Linked DNA regions of Mus musculus: regions 1 and 2 are each linked to region 3. The links are chromatin loops, found by intact Hi-C in ENCODE. Cell type or tissue: left cerebral cortex. All regions are shown on one strand.

The links. A loop is a pair of places that touch in the nucleus more often than their neighbours do. Peaks named below come from ENCODE experiments on the same cell type or tissue, not always from the same donor. Only the 100,000 strongest peaks of a DNase experiment are listed, where the experiment ranks them.
Region 1: a loop joins it to region 3, with 1.9 times the contacts of the local background. A loop is called at or near these places in 2 of 42 quality-filtered maps.
Region 2: a loop joins it to region 3, with 4 times the contacts of the local background. A loop is called at or near these places in 2 of 42 quality-filtered maps.

What each region holds. Positions count from the first base shown.
Region 1 is chr14:67,110,776-67,118,775 of GRCm38, reverse strand. No RefSeq gene overlaps it. Among named protein-coding and RNA genes, the nearest start is that of Gm52123, 29 kb to the right of the region's middle. In left cerebral cortex, a CTCF peak has its summit at 4,903 (motif pointing right); a DNase peak (open chromatin) is centred at 4,861; H3K27ac peaks cover 222 bases.
Region 2 is chr14:67,094,010-67,102,009 of GRCm38, reverse strand. No RefSeq gene overlaps it. Among named protein-coding and RNA genes, the nearest start is that of Gm52123, 12 kb to the right of the region's middle. In left cerebral cortex, no CTCF peak of the experiment used is centred here; DNase peaks (open chromatin) are centred at 3,835, 4,670, 4,841, 5,272 and 2 more places; H3K27ac peaks cover 4,038 bases.
Region 3 is chr14:67,043,791-67,051,790 of GRCm38, reverse strand. All of the region lies in intron 2 of Ppp2r2a (protein phosphatase 2, regulatory subunit B, alpha), which reads left to right. Among named protein-coding and RNA genes, the nearest start is that of Ppp2r2a, 25 kb to the left of the region's middle. In left cerebral cortex, CTCF peaks have their summits at 4,794 (motif pointing left), 6,057 and 7,045; a DNase peak (open chromatin) is centred at 4,764; H3K27ac peaks cover 542 bases.

The sequences.
Region 1 (8,000 bases), 67 kb before region 3:
GGGTGTTGGAAACTGAGCCCAGATCTTCTGGGAAAACAACACACACTCTTAACCATTGAGCCATCTCTTCAGCCCCCCCAAGGACCACACAGAATTCTAGCCCTCATGCCCTCACAGTCCATGGCGTGGAGAAAGTATTTGGTATGTTTATTGTTTATGGAGAAAGCAATTTCACAATAACCTTCTGAGATTAAATTTCGCATCCCCTTTGACCTGCATATTACACTTCTAGGAACTTATCTTACAGATAAGATTGCACAGTGTACATAAAAGACAAGTAACAAGCCAGGTGTGATGGCACAAGCTTTTAATCCTAGCACTCTTGAGACAGAGGCAGATGGATTTCTGTGACTTGCAGGTCAGCCTGGTCTACAGAGCTGTCCTGTTTCAGGACAATCAGGGATGTTACATGGAGGCAAGAAGGAGAAAATAAAGAGAGAAGAATACCAAAAATGTGGCCACTGGGGTTGTTTGGAATAGCAAACCAAATAAGCTAAAATCCCTAAGTAGCCAGAGTCATTAGTGAGCAGCACAGAGACGTGAATGAACAACAAGAAATACCATGTACCATTCAAAACTACACTGCAGATCTCTAGGTCCTGCTGTGGAGAGGGTTACAAGAACCAACTGTAAAAGAGAGAAATATCAAAACCACGAAACACATCCAGGCTGCATGCGAACAAGTCATTTCTTTTGTTTCTGATTTTGTTCTTGTTGCTTTTTATTTTATGAGACAGGGTTTCTCCCTGTAGCCCTGGCTATCCCGAAACTCACTCTGTAGATCAGGCTGGCCTCAGACTTTGTCTTTGATCTTTCTTGTGCAAGCATGTATGTGAATGCAGTGAGATCTGAAGCACCGCACACAAATGGGACGCATGCAGCAACTCTCCAGAGACGCATGCAGCAACTCTCCAGAGTTGGTCCTCTTCCACCTCTCCTTTGTTTCAGGCACTGGTTCACTTTGTCAGGCTTATGAGGCAAGTGCTCTTACTTGCTGAGCCATCTCCAGGCCCCTTATTTGCTTTGTGATACAGGGTCTCATGTAGCCCAGGCTGGCCTTCTACTTGCTATGTACCCAAGGATAACCTTAAACTCCTGATCCTCCTGCCTCCATCTCTCTGATTTGGGGATTACAGGTTTGAGCCATCATGTCCAGTTTAAAAACAATTCTTGCCAGACATGGTGGTATATGCCTTTAATCTCGACACTTGGGTGACAGAGACAGGAGGATCACTGTGAGTTCAAAGCCAGCCTGGTCTACATTGTGAGTTCCAAGACAGCCAGTGCTACATAAAGATCCCCTGTCTCAAAAATTAAAAATGAACAGCTCCTTAAAGGACACAAGTGAGGAACACGGCTATCTCTCCAGAGAGGGACTCAGAAAGGTGAGGGAGGGGTCCCACACTCATCACTTAGCCTCCAAGACAATTTGAACTCATTAGCATAAAGATGAATTGATTTGGGAAGAGAAATATTGAAATAAGCAGGGGCTGTAACTCAGTGGTGAAGGGTTTGCCTGAAGGGTTTACCTGGTGTGCTCAGACCCTGATTCAATCCCCAGCACTCCAAAACAATATTAATACCAGTTAGAGCTAATTCTGCTCTGAATAATTGCACTCGGGGCTTATCTGGGTTGCCTTTGCTTGTTTGATTATTCATTTCCGCCAGCAAGACAAAGTGATGGATGCAGAGGCTTCTTTCTTCTCCCTTGTTGCAAGTTCAAAGCCAATGAGCAATAACTTCCGGAGCATTCCGGTGCACAGCAGGAGTGCTCTGGTGGTTCATCAATGTCACTAAGAGCTCCAGATGCATTTATAATCTCACCGCAATTGTCAATGGCAGCTCGCTCGCATGATCAATTGCCAGTGTCTTAGCACACTGTGTTTGCACAAAGCACCCCTCACCAGGACAAAAGCAGATGTGTAGAAAATCAGCTGTGTGGAACCTCTCTGCTTATTTCTTGACTTTCCCTGGGAGCCATGTGGCTGCCTTCATAGTTGTCCTAATGCTGGCACTGCTTAAAGGAGAGGTATCTATGGCAGCAAGCGGCGGTGATTAATTTTAAGCTGTCACGGAAAATAGTTTTGCACTTTAATGTCAGAGAACTGCATTATTATTACGGGTCTAATGTTCCCTTGCCAAGCCTCTGTGCTCACTCCCAGGATACAAAATGAACACGGAGAGCTTGCCCATTGGCTCCCAGGAGCATCTTTTGGAGAGAGGACAAAAAGAGAACTGCCAAGCTAGCCAAACCCCATGGGATCCCGGAGCCCTCCCCCATCTGCCTTGCTGCCTGCAGCTGGAGAAAGCCCTAGTCATGCCTCTTTGCCCTGAGTGTTGTCCAGTTTGACCCCAGTTTCCCCTCGTGAGCCATCTGGCCCACAGAACATATTTGGAATCCCACATTGTGCCAGACACCATAAAGAAGAAGTTTGATAGAGAGAATGCCATAGAAACAGGTAAGGAATAAGCCAGGCCAAGACCAACAAGTACAACACAAACATCTTGGAGATCCGGCCGTCTGGGCCCAAATCTGAAATAAATTGTGGTCCCCTGGGGTGTCTTCTATCTCTGAAGCTGCTGAGCTGAGGTGCAGTGAGGGGGGCGGGGGTAAAGAAGAGAGAGAGAAAGAAGGAGAGAGGCAAGAATTGACTAGCTTTAGGGTTTCAATACAATATTTATTTCTTGCATAATCTGTCAGAAAATTAGATCAAAGAGCTGTCAGCTCTTGAAATCATGCAATTCATTAAAGGAACAAACTTTTAAATATCTTTAGTCAGAAATAATAGTCTCTAAGAGGCAGGCTTGACTTACATAGCTAATTTGGACCTAATAACTGGAAGACAGTACAAATGCTAGAACCTGAACGCTCTAGAGAGACATTAAGACATTATAGAAATCTCTTTGTAAAAAATTAAGACAATTATATTCATAAAAACAGCATCTCTTTCTGGAGCACTCCTCTGTGGCCAGCTAGGTACTTCATTGAATTTTTATCTGCAATCTTGCTGCTTGGTAAATATAGTTACTGTCACTTTTCAGGTGGGAAGTCTGAGAGTCGGAGAACTTCCTTGGGCACAGTGCAAGTATGTAGCAAGTGACATCCATCTGTCTAGCTGGCTATAATACTAGACCTACGGACAAGATCACTGCTCTTCCAGAGGTCTTGAGTTCAATTCCCAGCAACCAACCACATGGTGGCTCACAAACCATCTGTAATGGTATCCAATTCACTCTTCTGGTGTATGTCTGAAGATAGCTACAGTGTACTCATATAGATAAAAATAAATAAATAAATCTTTAAAAAAAAGATATGGAGTTTGAAGCCATCCTTTATATATACAGTGACTTTGAAGCCGGCCTGGGAGAGTGAGGGGATGAGGCATGAATATGAAAGAATATGTGATGTCATTTGGGGGTATCTGTGGAGGCCAGAAGTGAGTGTTGGATCTCTTGAAGCTAGAGTTAAAGGCAGTTGTGAGCTGCCTGATACGGGTGCTAGGAACTGAACTTAGGTCCTCTGGAAGAGCAGCAAGCCCTCTTAACTCGGAGACATATGTATATCTCTCCACCTCTCTCTCTCTCTCTCCTCCCCCCACCCCGCCCCATGTAGCTCAAGGGTCTCATGTAGCTCAGGCTAGCTTAAACTCACTAGATAAACAAGATGACTTGAATTTCTGATCCTTCTGCCTCTGCCTCCCAAGAGCTGAGCTTACAGGCACAGACCAACACATCCAGTTTATGTGTTGTTAAGACTCGAACCCAAGACTTTTCACATTCAAGGCAAGCACTCTACCAACTGAGCCACATCCCCAACAAAAGTCCTAATGTAAACTCTAAAGCAATATAATTGTTGCAGCTATGTAGATATTGTCTATAGTAAAATAATTACAGAAGCTGGCCTTGTCCAGAGTCAAGAAATAATGTTCCATTTTTCATTAAGCAAAAAAAACAAAACAAAACAAAACAAAACAAAAAAAAAACCGAGATTGCAAACCTATAAGGAACAAAGATTCTTTGGGGAAGTTTGAGTCCAATATCACACATGCCCATTGCTTTGGGTGTCATGAGGAGATGCTGGTGGAGAGGGTGTGATCAAGTAAACTGCTTACCCCAAGGCTAGGATAAAGAGGAAAACAAGGAAAAGGAGGAAGAAGAGAGAATAATAACGTGCCATAATCTCTCTCAAAGTTACAAGCCCAGGGGGCTTAAGGACTTCCCATTAGGCTCCACTTCCCAAAGGTTCTATCACCTTCTACATTAGTTTGTTTTCTAAATGCTGAGTCCTAGACTTTTCATCATGTATGTGTGTGTGTGCATGTATGTGTACATGTATGCAGTATGCATGTATGTATGTTCACATATGTATAGATGCACATATACATGTGTGGGTATGCATGTGGTGCCCACAGGTTGATGCTGAATATTGAGATGTCTCCCTCAGTCATTCGCCACCTTATACATTGAGACGGGGTCTCTCAGCTTGTCTATGTGGCTAACCAAACTAGACAGTTTGCACTGGGAATGATCCCTTGTCTTTGTCTCCCATGCACTGGGATTACAGATGAGCCGGCATGCTTTTCTGGAATTATGTAGGTGCTGAGGACCTGAACTCATCCTCACATTGTAAGAGATTTACCAGCTGAGGCAGGTTCCCTGAGTGCTTCACAGCAATAGAAAAGTAACTAAGACCAGTGGGTAACCCTAGCACTGGTATCCTCTGCTTAAAGAAAGCCACAATGCAAGGGACCTGACTCCATTCATTCTCTGCAGAAGGCATTCCTAAACTGCTTTTGAAACCAATGCACATCCTAGTTTTAAAAATAAAACGTTTGTGGTTCCTTCTTAATTGGGTCTCTCACAGGCTAATAATAAAACGCGTTGGCATTCTGTGGGTATATATCAACTAACAGTAGAGGGAGCCAAGCCAGGAATGGCTTCTGGGGTGGATAGGAATCTGCGTGCTCTTAAAAATAGGTCCTGGGCAGTAATGAAGAATTGAAGTTTACTAAAATGACTTGAGCATTGGAAAGTAGTTGAATAAATTGTGCAGGTGGACAGGTAGTATCGATGTTGAATTTACAAAAGTTTACCAAATAGGTTGGTGCAAGCATATAATCCTGACCAGCAAGGAAGCGGGAGGAACACAAGTTCAGCCGTTCTCCGCTACATAGTAACTTCCAGACCAGCCTACTTGTGAGACTTTGTTTCAAACCATCAAAAACAAACAAACAAACAAACAAACAAACTCGGGCAGCTGCAGAGATGGCTCAGTCCTTCCTGTTCTTGCAGAGGACACGAAGTCCCAGAACCTATGTTGGGGAGCTCACAACTGGCTGTGACCTCAGCTCCACGGGTTCCAATGCCCTTTTCTATTCTCTGCTCATACTAGCACACAGGTAATATACATACACAGACACACATGCATACACAAAGAAAAATTTTCAATTTTTGTTTTGGGTTTTTTTCTTTTTCTTTTTGAGGCAGGACTTCTCTGTGCAACAGCACTGGTTGTTCAGGAACTCACTATGTAGGCCAGAGTAGCCTCGAACTCACAGAGATCTGCCTGTCTCTACCTCCCATGTACTGGGATTACAGGTGTGCACCAATACTCCTGGCAAATTTTTAATTAAAAAAAAAGAATAATAATTTATATACTTCCTTTTAAAATCAGGGGGCTGAGCCAGGTAGTGGTGGCACATGCCTTTAATCCCAACACTTGGAAGGCAAAGACAGACAGAGCTACACAGAGAAATCCTGTCTCAAAAAAAAAAGAAGAAGAAGAACAAGAACAAGAACAAGAAAAGAAAAGAAAAAGAAATGAGATAGAAAGAAAAAAAGAACGACAGCAATAATAACATAATAACAATACAATATATTAATCAAGAACAAAGCAAAACAAAAAGTCTAAATATGAGAAGACATACTTAAAACAATTTTAACTAAGAAGCTGTAACACAAACTAACATTCATTTTAATTGCAAGAAAATAGTGCTGCACAATATTGTTCTCTTTTTCCATATGTGTTTTCATGCTTGTATGTATCCATATATGTGTTTTCATGTTTGTATGCATGCATGCATACATATCTGCTGTGTGTGGTGGTCAGAGGACAAGGCCAGGTACCACCCTCAAGAACACCATCCTTTGAGCAGCATCTCTCAGTGGCCTGGATGCTAGACTAACTGTGCAGTGAGCCCCGGGGACCCTCCTGTCTCCACCTCCCCAGCACTGGGATTCCAAGTGCGGCCCACCACGCCTGGGATTTTTACATAGATAATCATATCCTAACACTGTAAGGTAGAAGCACTGGCGGAACCACGTCCCCAGCTCCTGCACAATCCAATAATAACCAATAATAATAACCAATAATAATAACCAATAATAATAACCAGAAAGAGACTTGCTGTAAGGTCATCTTAGTGGTTGGTATCTATAGTAACACTTAGAATGTTTCCCTCAAATGTATTTTAGCTTTTGCTGTAAAAATCTGTAACAAATAATTATTGTGCATTGCTCTCCAAGCATATATTATGAACTGAATGTGCTAAGCTTCTGTGGGTCCGGAAGGACTGATTTCTATTTTGTTAGATACATCTCTTAATCAAAAAAAAAAAAGACAAAAACCCAAAATAACATATGTAGGGACTGGCAAAATGACTCAGTAAGAGGGCTTGAGGCCAAGTCTAATTACCCAAGTTCAAGCCCCAGACCGCACAGTAAAGAGAGAGAAGTGACTCCCCACAAATTTTCCTTAGACCACCACATACATGCCTGTGTCGGATGTGGATCACCCTTTGGAGCACTGTCAACTTACTGAGACCACGTCCTTAAACTGACTCTCTGGGCGAGCAAGGCCAGCATGGTCTACAGAGTGAGTTCCACAGAACATCCAGGACTATGCAGAGAAACCCTGTCACAACAAACAAGAGCAAACAGGAAGGAAGGAAGGAAAGAAGGAAGGAAGGAAGGAAGGAAGGAAGGAAGGAAGGAAGGAAGGAAGGAGGGAAGGAAGGAAGGAAGGAAAACTGACTCTCCCATCCTCAGAAGCTGTACTCACAAATAAATAAACAAAAAACATTTAAGTAAATAACACATATACAGCTCCTGCCCCAAGTGAGGAGCTAAGAACAGTGGATGGTGGTGGGTTGTGGAGTAGGGGATGCTTGTTTCTCAGAGAAGCAAAATGTTTTAGCCAAAGTACAGGGTGGGGACTAGACTTTGAAGTGAGGGCCTAGGCCAGTCTGTTTCCTCAAGGAATGCATCTCCACTAAGATGCATTTCCAGTCTGCAGCATCAGTTGCCATTCTCCTGCCTCTGTCTAAGCTTCACTAGATAGTGGTGGGTACAGTAGCAATCACCAGCTTTCCTGTACTGCTTAGCCACACTGCTACAGGGCCAGCATGGTTTGTGCACCGAGTTCAGGTGTCTGACCACTACAGGCAGCTGTGAATTACCTGACATTGTCGCTAGAAACCCAACTCAGGTCCTCTCCTCTAAAAGGGTTCTTGACTGCTGAGCCATCTCCCCAGTCCTGGGGCTTGTCTGATAATAACTCCGTCTGATGAACAATGTAGGCGGTATCAAGAGCCCTTTTTTCTCGAAGCTCAGGGTGAAACAATGGAGCAGAGAGGGAACTTTCTGAAGGTCACAGGATGAGCCAGCTGGAAAGAAACATTAGAACTGTACCTGCTCCTCTCCAAGAAAGGCCTTGTGAGTAAACCACGAGAGGGGACAGAGCCTTCCCACCCATGACCCTCTGCTGCCTGCTCCACAGCCTTAAACCAGGGGAGGCAGCAGCACTCCCCCGCCCCCCATGCTCTCTGATGCCTGCTCCAGTCCCACGTTATATCATTCACTGAGCCCCAAGCAGCTGAAATATGCTGCAAGCATGCTCAGGTTCTCCTCACCTGTAAACAAGCAAAAGTCCGTAGGGTCCCCCAGGCAGCTAGTGTTCTTTCAAACAGGTCGCCACCCTTGAGCTTCAGGATAGTAAATGA
Region 2 (8,000 bases), 50 kb before region 3:
CTGTAAAAACGTGATCATGGTATTCTCCTGGAAGGCAGAGGTAAACAAGCAGTTACCAGGAACCCTGGCACTGCAAAGAACAATCAGACGTATCAGAGACGGAAAAGTGCCTATCACCACAGATTTCCTTTGGGGTTGAAGTTTTGCCTTTTATGCCCCCAAGTGATCAAAATTCTGTATGGACTTGAATGTCCCAGCATGTGCGTAGAGGCCAGAAGACAGCTTGCAAGAGTCAGGTCACTCCTTTTACCATGTAGGTCCTCTTAGGTTTTGACCTCTGGTCATCAGACTTGGCAGCGTGTGCCTTTACCTGCTCAACCACGTCAGCAGCCCCAGGTTTTATTTTGGGTTGGTTTTTTTCCAGTGCTTTTTTTTTTTTTTTTTTTTTTTTCTGTCCTCCTCACCAAGATATTCCTAATGTCACAGGTACCTGAGGCTGTGACAGGCAATCAAGTGTAGACTAATTCTAGGCAATGAGCAATCTCTATGACTCGGTGACTTCCCTCCCCAGCTCTGGCCTCTTAAATGCTACCCTGAGAAAACAAAAGTCTTATTTCTCTGGGAAAGACAAATTTATAAGGCTGTTCTCTTGGAATTTATCCCTATCCAGAACACGCTGACATAGAAGTGATAACAGTTAAATTTAGAAAGTTCCTTCTCAAACCAAAGAATGCTCAAGCTGAGAGGAAAAATAGAGCCTGCGCAGGCCCGGTCTTTCGTTCCTTCTTTCCACAGCAAAGGAAATAGAAGCCTGGCAAGGTCAGCTGGGCTGTCCAAGGCCACATGGGAAAACATGCTGCTTTCTTCACAACTGGCCAGTAAATGTCTACGGTGTGTCCAGCACGTCCTGCACCAGGGTGTCAGCGAGAAAGGGTTCAGGCCAGAATGTGAGCCAGGCTAGAATTCAAGCTCTGGGCTGCCCCTCCCCCTCCATGCAAGGGTGTAAAGGCTCTCATGCTCTCTCTCTCTCTCTCTCTCTCTCTCTCTCTCTCTCTCTCTCTCCAAGACCTCTGGCCTAATCTCCTCAGAGAATTACCATTCAGACTGAGAAAAATTAGAGAATTCTCTGGAAAGAGCATCGTTTATCCTTGGTTCCTTCTGGAGGGAGTGAATAGAAGGACATTTGGGGAAGAGCCAAGGACATGACTGTGTCTTTACTCACAGAGATGATGCCACTGCCCTGAGCCTAAGGGCCCTGGGTCCATTAACTACACAGACAGTCCTCCTATGATCTTGTACCAACCCGAGAATCAAGAGGAAGCCCAGGGCCTGAACACTGTGGCCATGGAATATAATGCCATGAGAGCCCAGACAGACTTGGCCAGCCTACTGGAGGGTCCCACTGAGATTTTTGTTGCTGCAGGAGTGAACTCAAGGATTGAAGCATCAAACCAACACTGACTCCAGGTAGTCAGGCCCAGTGCCCAGTGTCTTTACCTCTCCAGCAACCTCTCCAGCCTCTATTTTTGGGTTTTGTCAATAGGGTCTCATGTATCCCAGGCTGGTCTCAAACTTACAATGGAGCTAAAAATGACCTTGAACTTCTGATCTGCTCCTTCTCCCTCCGGACTGCTGCGACTGTCAGCATGCACCACCATTCCCAGCTTCGGTATTTATTTTAGCTGCATGATTTCACAGGAACAGTGTGAAGTAAAATGACATGAGTCACAAAAGCCTTTCTGGAGGAGAAATCCCAGAATACCAGCAATGACAGGGGAAGCAAAAAAAAAACCCTCAAAAACATGTAACTATGCCAGCTGGGAGCGACTACACATGCCTGTAACCCCCAGCACACAGGATGTTGAAGCAGGAAGATCAGAAGTTCATGTCCAGCTTCAACTAAATAGTGATCCTGAGGCCAGCCTGTGCTACATAAAGCCCCCATCTTAAAGTGGGGGTGGGGGTGGGGAGAAAACAAATATTAAAGGAGGTGAGGCTTTTAGGCAATATTTTCCCCCAAATTTCTGTTAGTATGTATGTGAAACGAGCCTCTATAATTCCCAGAAAGGAACCTTGAATTGTGTGTAGAATATAAAACTTTGCCTACAAAGGCTGAAATGAACATTTCCAAAGATCTTGAAGAGGACCCATTCTTTCCATCCACTATGTGATTACCCGGGATTGACCTCAAGTCATGAGGCACAGCAGCAAAGCACCTTTACCTACTGAGCTATCTCACCGGGCCCTTTGTTTGTCAACCGTAACTTGTTTGTCACCGTAACTGAGCATTTCAGAGCTTCTGCTTTGCTATTCAAACCTTTCCTCCCATGTAAATTAACTCCTTCTGCTTCATTTACCTTTTGAAAGCCCTCCTCCATTCCAGCCTTGCGGTGGCAAGACAGAAGCCTGTGGTTATACACACTGGCACTCTCAGCACCTAGGAGGTGAGGTGGCAGAAGGATAGAGGGTGTGAGAGCAGCCTGGGCTACATAGTGTCAGCAAGTTCAAAGGCAGCCCGAGTTACGCGGCAACATCTAAGAAATGAAAGATAAGATAAAACAAGAAGTCCACAAGGGTGACCCAGGGAGTCAGGACACCAATGCCAAACCTGACAAGCTGACTAGAGCCTGGGACCCACCTGGCAGAAGGAGAGGACTGACTTCTGTAAGTCATCCTCTGACCTCCACAGTGGGTGCATGCATATATGTGTATGCATACACACACACACACACACACACACACACACACACACACACACGCACACGCACACGCACACGTACACGCATGTGCACATATACCGGCAGATATACACACAATTTAAATTATAAATATATATTTATGTCAAAATATATATTATAAATATATATAAAGTATATATATACTGAATAACTAAATATTAATGTGACAAAAAGATTAAAATAAGAACAATGGTGGTGTCTCCCAGTAGTAAAACCTTGTCTATTGTGTATGAGACCCTGAGTTCAGTCCCTAGCATGAAAAAATAAAATGTAAAAGCCTCAAACTAAATTCATTGAAAATCTTGTTTAATGTACAGTTTGATTTTCAAAATAATTTTAGGCACATACTATTAATCTTTAGCATAACAAAGTACTCATGAGATTTTTATAATTAAGGTACCAATAGGGCATTGGTTTAAAAATAAATAAATAAATAAATAAAATCCAGGTTTTTAAAATATTGTGAAAATTTTCAGGCATTAGCAAAATATTATAATGGGCCCTCATTTTCCTACTCATATTATTTTAACTAGTTTAAGGTAACTTGGCATACATGGAAAAACACAGATTTTATTTTTCTTTTCCCTTTCTCTCTCTGTTCATTGCTGTTTCTTTCAGTATTAGAGACTGAACCCTGGGCCTGAATCAAGCTAGGCGAAGCGAGAGGCTCTCTACAACTGAGCTGCATCCCAACTGACCTTTTTTTGTTTTGTTTTGTTTTTTTAAATCTTTTTAATCTTTTTAAATTTATAGCTTTCCATCTTTGTAGCAGAAGTCTGGCTCCATGGCCTTCTGAATGGAAAGGCCACTGAGTGATGAGTTCCTACCTCCCTTGTCTGAGTCACTCTCCCCCCCCCCCCCCCCCCGAGAGATCTATCCTTAAAAGGCTCTCACTTCCCTAAGCTGGGGGAGAAAAAAAAAAGTAAGCTTGCTTCCTCCCATTGGCAGGAGATGAATCAGCACAAAAGGAAATTGTCCTTGCCCAAGCTCATCTGATCCCCTGGGCTGGGTGTGTGTGGTATCGAGTGAGCGATGGGGAGGGAGTTGGTATCTTCTCGGGAACCACTCTGAGAGGTGAACAATGCCATGCATGCTGACTGGCCTGTGAGGTTAGAACTGTTGACACACACCTTGCCAATTAGAATTGTCCCAACCTGTAGGGAAAGCTCAGCTACTTCCAGATAATCAACAGGGCAAGTAGGGAAACTGCCCATGCCTAGGTGGCTTCAAATACACAAGGTCAGAGGATTGTTTAACTGTGACACGCAGCGTGCACTTGAGTGACACACCAGCTCCCGGAAAAGCTGGAACACTCATCTCAACTGAAGTGGCTTTCAGGGAAGAGCTTTGAAGGCCACAAGAAGTCCCAGTACCAGGATGTACAAAGAGTCATCCGTGGCTGGACCCTAACGATCCGGCTGAGCCCACTGAAGTTGTCTCAGCTCTAGCCGAGGTGCTGCCCTTAAGTAATCTCTGCAGACCCTCTGTCTTCTCACGGGCAAAAAGAAGCACAGAACACATTGGGCTCTTCCCCTTCTAAGCCCAGCCGTTGAGCCACTTTTCCCTTTCCTTCCATCAGCTTTCCCGAAGATAAGAGGAAGAAAGCTGATGGATAAGTCAGCTCTCTAAAATAGCCAGCCCGTGGGAATCCTGTAGGGTGTGTGTGTGTGTGTGTGTGTGTGTGTGTGTGTGTGTGTGTGTGTGCGCGCGCGTGCGTGACCAAGTACACGGGCACATATACCAGTTATATTGCTATTAGGTGAAGCAAAGACTCTGTCTTTGGTGGGTAGAGAGAGGAAAGCAGTCTGCTCTTCATGTTTCCCAGCTTTGTAGAAAAAAAAAAATCCGTGCAACCAAAAAGAAGAGCAAGACAGAGGATGGGAAGGCAGTGGGGGACGAGGGAGGGAGGGAGCCGAGCTCTCAGCACTGAATTTAAAAAGGGATGAGGGCGCAGTTAAGAGGGAGGCTGAAAGGGAGCCAAGAAATAAAAATATGCTGGGGATTTTAAACTGGGTGTAGCCACAGCTGGGTAAAGCCTACTCTTCCACTCAGACTGGCTTTTTCACTTTGGCCTGCCCTTCCCCTTCCCCTCCCCCTCCCCACCCAGACCCATTCTGAATTCTTTCGAGGCTCCCATCCCTTCCACCCCCTCTTCCTCGGCAGAGAAATTATATAGGAGCCAGGGAGGAAGTGACACATGTTCCTGCTTGAATGGAACAGGCCTCTGCAGCAGCCACTCGTGCTTGCTTCCTCGGCAACACTGCTGCTCGAGCTAGGATCCTCCTAAGAGACTCTCCTCTGGCTGAGCTCTGAGGTCCAGCCTTGGCAAGCTCCATGGCTTAGGGCATGCTGCATGGTTCAAGTTCCGTTCAAGAGCACCATTCAGTAGACCATCAAATTCAGAATGTATAGCACAGAACTCTTGAGTTAGTCTGGCTTCTTCCAAATGTGTATTCATTTCCTCCATATATATATAGTAAGTGTATTTGGGGGTGGGGGCAGGGTCTGAGAGGCCAAAAGAGGGTGTCAGATCTCCTGGAGCTGGAGTTACAGGCAGCTGTGGGCTGCCTGACATGGATTCTGAGAAGCAGCACACAGTCTTAGCTGTTGGGCCACCATCCAGACCACTTCAACAAATTTGCATAAGACATAAAGATATGCAAATGCCAGGGCCAGCTAGAGAAGGAGGAGACACCTTACTAAGTTTTTTTTATTTACCTTTTAAGATTTACTGTTTTTATTTTACCTGTATGGATGTTTTTGCCTGCGTGTGTGTTTGTGTTCCACATGTACATCTGGTACCTGCAGAGGGTGGAAGAGGACATTGGAACCTTTGGAACTGGAGTCACGGGTGGTTTTTGGCTGCCACCTGGGTCCTGTGTAAAAACCACAAGTGCTCTTAACTGCTCTCTCTCCCCGCCCCCCCCTTAATTAATTTTAATGCTGTATGTTATGTGTCCTTCCATGACACCAAATGCTGAAATGGTTCCAGACTGGCTCTTCATTGGTAGCTCTCAGAATCACTAGGTGAGATACTAACAAGGTAATTGAAACTTAGTAAATTAACCAGTAAGGTTCAAAGCACCATGCTCAGCCCAGAACAGCCCTCCAGACTTCCTCTGCCCTGCGCTCCCTCAAGCCTGTCTATGGCAGGTAGCTGCACTGTTAAGTTTGAGGTTTGGACTGTAACTATGTTTCTATGTGGTCTCCCATTGGACTAGAAGCATGGTGTTGTTTGTTTGTTTATATTTGTTGTGATTGTTTTATTTTGGTATTTTTGAAGCAATGTTTCACTCTGTAACCCAATGTGCCTAGAATTCACTGTGTAGCCCAGGCTGGCCTAAAGTTTATGACACCCCTCTTCTGCCTTAGCCTCGAGAATGCTGGGATTATATGTGAGCCATCATATATTTCCCAAAAGCTGCTGCTGCTGCTGCTGCTGCTGCTGCTGCATCTTCCTCCTCTTCTTCCTTTAAGACAAGAGTCTCACTATGTAGCTCTGGCTGTCCTGGAACTCATAATGTAAATCAGGCTGACTTCAAACTCACAGAGATCCTCATGCCTCAGGCTCCAAGTGCTGAGATTAAAGGAGTGCACCATCACACCAAGAACTAGAAGTTTCTTGAAGGTAGAGCCAATGCCTCCTTCATGCTTCTATCTCCAGAACGTAGCTTAGTGGTGTCTATTAAATTATTTGAACCAGTCACTGAACTAGCGAACGTTGATCTCTTTTGGCCAATGATGTACTTAGACCCTACAAGCAAAATAGTGGGGTCTAGGGAGACAGTTCCGTGGATAAAGTCCTTACTGTGCAAACGTGAGCAGCCAAGTTTGTATCCCAGCGCCCATGTGAAACCTGGGTATGATCCAAGTAGAGCAGCATGCTCCTTTAATCTTAGCACTCAGGAGACAAAAGTAAGCATGTTTTTGTGAGTTCCAGGCCATTACTGGGCAGCTGAGACACAAGGCTGCCTAGGGCTCATCGACCAACTAACTGATCTAAACAATCGGTGAGCTCCATGTTCAGTGATGCAGAAAGGTCACTGAATCCATCAGTCTCTAGACATAGCTGCATATCCTATTTGGAAAGCACTAAAAAAAATGGAAACAAAACAAAATAAGAAACAATAGGACAAGGACATGGTTCAGCCTGTAAGGGGGCTGGACGCTAAGCCTGACAACCAGTGTTCCATCCTAGACCCCACGTGGTGGAAGGAGAGAGCCAATTCCTACAAGATATCCTTTAACGTCCACATGTGTGACACACACGCGCGCACAGGCTTGTGTGCATGCATGTGTATGTGTGTGCGTTTAAAAAATTAGAACATTAGGAACAAGCCCAACTGTATACTTATTAGAATTAGTGGTAAACTCGTGGTTTATATTAGTTTCGTCTTCCTTCCTTCCTTCCTTCCTTCCTTCCTTCCTTCCTCCCTCCCTCCCTCCCTCCCTCCCTCCCTCCCTCCCTCCCTTCTTTTCTTCCTTCTTTCCTTCCTTCCTTTCTTCTTTTGATTAATGTCCTATGGCCTAGGCTAGCCTTGAATCCTTGATCCTCCTGTCTCCACCTCTCAGGTGCAAAGATCATGGGTGTTAAGTCACTACATGTCTTAGTCAGGGTTTCTATTCCTGCACTTCATGGCCAAGAAGCAAGTTGGGGAGGAAAGGATTTACTCAGCTTACATTTCCACATTGCTGTTCATCACCAAAGGAAGTCAGGACTGGAACTCAAGCAGGTCAGGAAGCAGGAGCTGATGCAGAGGCCATGGGGGGATGTTCTTTACTGGCTTGCTTCCCCTGGATTGATCAGCTTGCTTTCTTTTCTTTCTTCCTCTTCTTCTTCTTCTTCTTCTTCTTCTTCTTCTTCTTCTTCTTCTTCTTCTTCTTCTTCCTCTTCCTCTTCCTCTTCCTCTTCCTCTTCCTCTTCCTCTTCTTCTTCTTCTTCTTCTTCTTCTTTCTTCTTCTTCTTCTTCTTCTTTTTGAGACAGGGTTTCTCTGTGTAGCCCTGGCTGTCCTGGAACTCACTCTGTAAACCAGGCTGGCCTCGAACTCAGGCCAAAATCCACCTGCCTCTGCCTCCCAAGTACTGGGATTAAAGGCGTGCCCCATCACTGCCCGGCTAACTTGCTTTCTTGTAGAACCCAGGACTAACAGCCCAGGGATGGCACCACCCACAATGGGCTGTGCCCCCCACCCCTTGATCACTAATTGAGAATATGTCTTACAGCTGGATCTCATGGAAGCATTTTCTCAAGGGAGGCTCCTTTCTCTGTGATAACTCCAGTTTGCGTCAAGTTGACACATAAAAGCAGGCAGTACACTACA
Region 3 (8,000 bases):
ACTTAGCACCTAAGAGGTAGAGACAGTAGGATTTCTGCAAAGTTCAAGGCTACTGTTGGTTGTATGATTAAAATAGTGAGTACCGGGCCAGCCAGGGCCAAATAGTAAAACTCTGTCTCAGAAAATAATAATAAGCTGAGTTTAAATTGCTTTGTGGAGTTTTTGTGACAGTTTATATGTTCTAGGCTGCTTGTGACTTGTAATTCTCCTCCCTTAGACCACTGATACTACGGTTATATATGTCTGCTACCACACCTGGCCTAAACTTGTGTTTTGAATTGAGTTTGGTGACATTTAGAATTCAGCAGTTAGTAAAATTACCATAGAAGAAAATATCCTGGGAATTACTGATGTGGGTGAAAACAACATTGTTTTGTTCAAGAGTAGAATTAGACTAGGTAGGAAAACTAATACAGATTTCCTATCACTTTTTATCAAAACAGGCTTTGAAAGAATGTGCAAAGTACCTTAGCACTATTGACTTGTGGTAGTGAATGATGATCTAAACCCACGTGTTAAACACTCTGAAGTGTCCAACAGCATAATAGGGAGAGTTCAGTATCCTTGGAAACCCTGGAGGAGTGCCCCAACTAAGCCGTGAGACGCACTTGGCAGGTACACAGTAGTAGCTGGGAAAGATGACATTGTTGACTGCTTTAGTGTTTGTTTACAGGGTTGAGAGCCCCCTGAAGAGTAGGAGAAGGGACCGGTATTGATTGGCCTAGGTGGAAATGATAGTGGTCTATAGGTGGTTAGATTAATGAGTATTTTGTATTTTGAAGCAGGGATTAAAAATCCAGTAGCTTGAGATCTGGGACTGTAGTAACTAAATGGTAGAGTGTCTGCCTCATAGGTCCTGTGAGGTCCTGCAAGGCCCTGTGTTAGGTCCTCTTAAATAACAGCAACAGATACACAGGCCTGTGCACACAGGAGTTGGGTGAGGCAGGGAGGCAGCTAGGGCTGTTGAAGCTCAAAGATGAAACTGCTCTAGGCTTCTCTCTTTAGCTTGTAGTCAAGTTACCTCGTGGCCATGAAGTTCTTAACTGTTTTTCTGTGCTGACCAAGGAACTATAGTGGGCACCCTCTAACATGGCTCCAATGGACACTGCCCTCTGCTGCTCTGCTCTTTGTATAAGTTTCTCCCTTGAATGACACACCTAACAACTGACTAGTACAAGCATGACAGAAGTGATGACATACACTTACAGATGAGGCTACCCAAAGGTCTGTGCTGTTCCCTTTCATTTTCTTTCATTTTCATGACCAGCTACCATGATTGTGAACTTTTCTGGAATCCATGTGGCAGAGAACTGGTATCTCAGGTCAGCATCCAGGAAAAATGATGTCTGACAGCAGCCATGGGAGTGAGTCTGTAGTTGGCACTTACATAGTTTCCCTCTGGAGCATCCTTTCACCTGACAGCCCCCAGAAATAAGGCCATCGGAAACAATTGTTTTTATTTTGAAGACATTAGTCCAGTGGAGTTACACAGAAAATCTCCATGTCATCAAGCCTAAAATTAAATTTCAGCCCCCATTGCTCATATATTTTTAAGTTCTTTTAAATGCAGTTTATGGCTACTGCTTTTCCAAAACACTGTCTGCTTGGCTTCTGGAAAAACATCCCACCTCACCAGCAGCCCCCAACCCAGTCATCTCTTCATGTGGTTCCTGCTCAGCTGCCAAGGATAGGAAAGCCTCAAGGCGCTTAGCCTGCAACCCTGGTTTTCTTTACCTGCCCCAGAAGGAAATCACCTTGAAATGCCATATGACTTTGAGTGCTTTCTGTAAACTCCTGCCAGATCCATTTAGCTGCTCATACAACATTCTGCTCAATTGTAGTTCACTCAGAGATGTGCAGATGGACTATAGTTTTTCTTGTTTTTCTCCTGCTGGGTTTGTTTTTACAAGCTTGTTACTACTCTTCTGTATGTTGGTCCATCCGTCCATCCATCCGTCCGTCCATCCATCCATGTTTCTGGCAGGGCTGCCTTCAGAATGCATTCTTCTGCTGCTGGACAGTTCTGACTCTTCTCATCCCTTATTTAGTAAGAACACATTCACAGAGTTATTTGAAACATAACTTCCTTTGAGAAGTGTAATGGAAACAAGGAATTGAATTTTAAGTATGGCTGCAGACCAGGTCAGGAAATGCCTACCTGATGTTTTACCTACCAAAATTAAGAGGAAAAAGAATTTTAAAAAAGATCCAAGTAGAAAGAATTCACTGTAATTTCCTTTCTCCTTTCTGTTTGACTTTTGAGTGTCTCAGGCTAGCCTTGAACATCCTTTGCAGGAAATAATGGCATTGCATTCCTGATCCACTGCCTCCACCTAGCTTAAGTGTTGGGAGTGTAGGTTGCTACCATGGCATGCTTAAATTGCTGTTCCTATAAAGGCACGTGAGGTGTTCCTTTGATTAAGGGTTTGTGAGGAAATCAGTGGTGTAATCTTTTGGATTAGTTATCCAGCGGGCTTTTCTTTCTTTTGTTTATTTGCTCTTTAGACGCTGTTAACTGGAGCTTCTGAGGCACATATCTGCCTATTAGTGATGAGGTCCTCTGAGCCAGTGGGAAGACCTAAACTTATTTTTCTTGATATTTATCTTTATTTTATGCACATGTTTGAAGATTTGTTCATACCTGACCTCTTGGCCTCTTGGCCTTAGATTTTTCATCTGTTAAGTCTTTGTATTAATGTAAACAGGTGTACCTGTTTGTGGTGGGAATTAAATGCTAGTACATTACATGCAGCTTACCACAGCATGGCACTGCACTGCACTGCACTGCACTGGCTCTGACTACAGGGTTGCTTACTAGGATTTCTAAAGCACCTCTGCTTTGCTCTCCTATCTGCTCTCCCTCCTCCCGATTCCCAGTCTTCTGTGTTGCAGTTGACAGGACACAAGCTGACAGGGTTGTTGTTAGTTAAAACTCAGTGTTCTGGTTTTGGATATTAGAATAAAGCCTGTAAAAAATTTTTAACATAATCTAAAAATCTCTAGTCTTTTCATCTAAATTTCTTAGGAGTTTGTAACCTATGAGAAATCAAATTTGAATTAAGAATGACTGTCAAGACAAATGGACAGTGCAGTGTGTCCTGATTCTTATAGTGTGATTATGACAGTTGTAGTCTGTAAAGCTTTTATAAATACACACATCGATAGAAACCAATTCTGAGTTTAAAAGAAATTACTTTGAAAATAACTTTTTTGTTTTGTTTTTTGAGGTAGAGTTTCTCTGTGTAGCCCTGGTTGTCTTGGAACTCACTCTGCAGACCAGGTTGGCCTTAGACTCAGAGATCCACCTGCCCTTACTTCCGAGTGCTGGAATTAAAGACATTCACCACCTCTGCTCGGTGGGAAAAAATATTTTATGTGTCTGCTAAATGTATATATATGCGTCACATTCATTCAGGTGTCTGGAAATTAGAAATGAGTGTTGGATCCTTTGGAACTGGAGTTGTGCATGGTTGTGGGTCCTTAGAGGCATCTCTTCAGCCTTGAAAGACCTTTCTTTTGTTTTTTTAATTTCAAAATTAAAAACCTCTATAGCTACACTTCTGTGTGTTTTTAGTGCCGTGGAATATTTTAGTTTTCAACCATTTAAAAATATAAAATCTGCCAGATGTGGTGGCACATGGGCTTTTTAGTTCCAGCAAAGACAGAGGCAGGCAAGTATCTTGTGTTTGCTGCCAGTCTGGTCCACATAGTTTCAGGCCAGCCAGGACCACACCCTAAGACCCTATCTCAAAAGTGAAAGTAGAAACATCCTTGGTTGGTGACTAAGATACCCATAGATGTGAAGTGTGGTTTGTTTGCATACACACCAGAAGAAATGTTTGTATCACCACCATCAGTATTACTGGTGATTTCAGACTGGGTCTCACTCAGTAGCCCTTGCTGGCTTGGGGTTTGCTATGTGACACAGGCCCAGGCTCTGTGTGTGTGTGAAGAAGCAACAGAGCAAGGCAGTTGTGATACTGTTACTTGTTTGGGCTGTAGGCTCAGATTTCAGTGAACTAAAGTAGAGTGTTTGGAAAACAAAGGCCAAGGCTATATTGACCATAACACCCTAGGGACAATTAATATTTTGTTTTATTTTGCTGTTTATAAAGGGTCTCACTGTGTAGCCCTGACTGGGCTAGGACACCTCTAGGTAGTAGCAGGTTGTCCATGTTTGCCTGCCTGTCTTTGTCTCCTTAATGCTGGGGTTAAGGAGTCTCTAAGAGCTAGGCTAAGCTTCCTCCTCTAGGCATAAGATAATGAATGGCCAGGTAGGAAAATGACAGTCACACTTTTGGTTTGTTTTCTGTGCCTGTGCTGCACTAATGTGGTCCTGAGGTATCGTACATGAGTGGTTTCCCGAGTGAACCTAGGAAGACAAAAGCAGCTTTATCTTAAAAAAGAATGCCAACCATCTCATTCTGTCCATGTCCTGATGTGAAGACAGTGGGAACGCACTGACTCAGGCTTCTCTGGACGCAACAGAGAGTCAAGAGTCGAAGACATTTGCCTCCAGGTGCTTACCACCACTGTCTGCCCTCTGCCTCTCAGGTAAGAGGGATGAATGGTCTAGTCAGTGCCAAGTGGGGCGGCTATGAAGTGGAGGGAAGAAAGAAATGGTGTGGCCTGTTTGTCAGGGGTTTAGTTTTGAAGGGAAGAGGTTTCCAAAGGACAGCATTAAGTTGGACCTGCTTTGCATGGCACAGTGGCTGTTTCTCCAACAATCAGATCTGTGTGGGTTTAGTGGCTTGACCTTGGGAAAACTATTGAGGACTTTGAGCTCCCTCTAGAGGACAACAGTCTAAAAAGAGCCTCCTAAAGTTCTTCAGGGAAAGAACCTGAAGATAGCCATCCCTTTTAAGTAAGAAGTTACTGCTTTGTGAACGTATTAACCTCCCCTTCGTGTGTTAGCCTCACAAGTGCTAAGTTTCACCCCAGTCTGAGCATTCCCTTATATATTTCTGAATGAGTCTTTCTGAAAAAATTTGTGTTAGTCATATCTAAGTAGCTTTGTGGGGTCAAAGAAAAGATGGTGAAAATGGATCGTGCCTTTTAATTGGAATATAAGTATGTACCAATCTCTGAGTCTTGAATGGACCTTGTGAAATGTACAGAGAGACAGATAACGTGTTTACCTGCTCTCCTCAATCCATCTCTCCACATCTGGAAAGAACAAGTACAGGAAGATTAACAAGATGATGAGCTAAGGTATAGGCTTGTGCCTAATTAAACATGTGAACGAGCTGACACTGACCCGCCTAAGCTTCAGAGCCTAGCTAACTACCGAGCAGTTTGTTCCAGGACAAAAGTGTTAGCCGTGGTCAAATGGTCTGAGGTCCATTGGTTATAGCTTTGATTGTGGTTCATCCTTTTATTCTTTGTTTATTCCTCTTTGCAGAACTTGTGTAAATTCAGTTATTTAAAAATGCACCTATAAAATGAAATGTTAATTTTGTGCTAATGATTTGAATAAAACTGTGTGTGTGTGTGTGTGTGTGTGTGTGTAAGTGTGTGTAAATGTCCATGCTTGGGGAGACCACTGGTTGAGGTCAGATGTCTTCTTCATGTTTGCTTTATGTGGTGTTGGATATCAAATCCAGGGTTTCATACATGCTAAGCAAGCTGCCTAGTAACTGAGTTACAGCTCCCACTTTATTCTCTTATGTGCTAGCATTGCCCTTCTTCGTCTTCGTCTTCGTCTCCGTCTCCTCCTCCTCTTCCTCCTCCTCCTCCTCCTCCTCCTCCTCCTCCTCCTCCTTTTCTTTATAAAGTATGAGGAGATATGAATGGTGAAAGCATGCCAAAAGGATCCAAAGCCAACCCTGAAGGCTTTTAATGGCTAAATGTTGAATAATTGAAATAGATTGAAATTATATTTAAATTTTAACAAAGAGCTTTAAGCTTCCTCCAATCCCCTTGAATTTAGGCTGCACCTTCCTAAGCACAATGTGGGGGCCTAGGAGTAACTTTCTATAGGAAAAACCTTAGATGAATAGAGAATGGACTATGTCATCAGTAAATCATGGACATTTCCACTCTAACCACAAGGAGGATGTACCACTGTAATACTGTGACATAAACGGTATGCTAACATTTGTGATTTTCCTGCCAGGAACCCACAGTTGCAGCATTACCTACCGTTTAAAAAAATGCATTTCACAGTCTCAGATTGAGGGATTTCCCACTGTCTACTGCCCAGGACTCTCAAGTTCATCAAAGACAAGGCAGTCTGAGGAACTCATAGGCCAAGGGAAGTAACGAGACTGTAGTAGGGTAACCTGGACAAAGTTTTGGAATGGAAAAGGCACGAGGGAACTGAGGAACAGCACTATCCAGTTCATTTAAAATGTGCCAAGCTGCTTCCCTATCTGTGACAATCGCAGTATGAGGTGTGAACAGTAGTGCCACTAGATGAGGTGTCTATAGGACTCTGTACCATGTGTGTGACCTTTCTTAAATCTAAAGCTGGGGGTAAAGTTTCTGGAAGGGCCTCTATCAGCTTTATGCAGTTTTGTTAAGTGTTTGTGAAGTGAGTCGCCTGTTAGTCTGCATGTCCCTGTTTACAGGTGAGCAGCGGCAGGCTGTTCTGTAGGAAACTGAGGGAAGCCTGTGCTACTTTGAGTGTAGTTTGTCTTCCCGAGGTTCGTGTTCTGGCTGCATGGTCCTCAAGGGTAACCATGTGAGAAATAGACTGTGGTATATGGAATGTTGTGGTCATGTTCTTGGAAGACGCTAGTTCAGTGTAGTTTATGAACTCCAGGTTTTCTAACAGAAAGCCATGGTCCTAGGAAAAATTGAATAGTGTTTGCAGATGTATGGCCCTTTCACACCCTTAATTTTCTGAATTAGACGCTTCCTAATAAAACAATAGTATTTTCTCCAGCCATTATACTCTTGTTCCTGCTAGATAGGTTGAAATATCTGTTAAATATGTCAAGGCATATGCTCTGTTGAAAGACAAACCCAATCGTGAACACAGAAACCACTACGTATTGGTAGAGCAGAGCTGGGACCCTATCCTTAGTCTTTTGTCATCCCCTAGTGGTTAGTGACTTGCAGGGCATTGTTGAGATTGGTGACGGGAAGGAGGAAGCTTTTCAGGACTGAAGAGAGGGAGAGCCTGGCAGCCTGAAGATGGGACAGCTAGCTAGCTTGTTCTCTTGTAGCCCTTTAAGGACGCAGATGATAGTGAGTATTTGAATCCGTTACTTTAAACATGAGTGATGTAAAGTTATGAAAGTGAAACTTGAATGACTGGTAATACTTACAGAATACTATATGCCTTAGGTATACCTTGAAGGCTTTAAAAATTCAGAAAGCATGGTAACAAGTGAGTGATATATCAGATTAGGATTACAGAATGCCTGGGATAGGATTCCAATGTCTGGATTTTATTACTTTCCGTGACAAACTTATTTTCACATGGTAAACATAACTCTTTTGATTATACAGTGCTATAGGCTTTGAGAAAAACCAATCACAGTCATTACTGCAACTGGTACACCAAGCAGTTGAGTTGCTCCAGAACATTCAGGCCCTCTGTAGTGTGCATCTCATCCCTGACCCTAGTAATCAACTCGTGGTCTCTTGTTTCAACTTCTGTTGCCATTTGCATTTAGCTTTATTCACCCAGCCCAAGGCATCTCGAGCTGTATCCTGCTTGCTATTGCTTATATCAGTAGTTATTCCTTCTTCTTACATTCATATATGGGTGTCTGGTTTCTTAGGTTTTGTTTTACTTGGGTAAGTAAGTGCTTGGGTAAGTAAGTTGCTTAGTCAACATGTTAAGAGTGTATTTGTATTAGTTTTCTTGTAGCTGACAAAAAACAACTTAGGGATGATAAAAAGCTTGGCTTACAGTTTGAGGTGATATAGTCTCATGCCAGGGAAGGCAATAGTGGCTATTAATCTTGTGTCCACAGTCAGGAATCAAAGTCTGCATTGCCCCTCCCCTGGTTTTATTCAGCTTGAAACCACAGCCCCTGAGATGGTTGCCA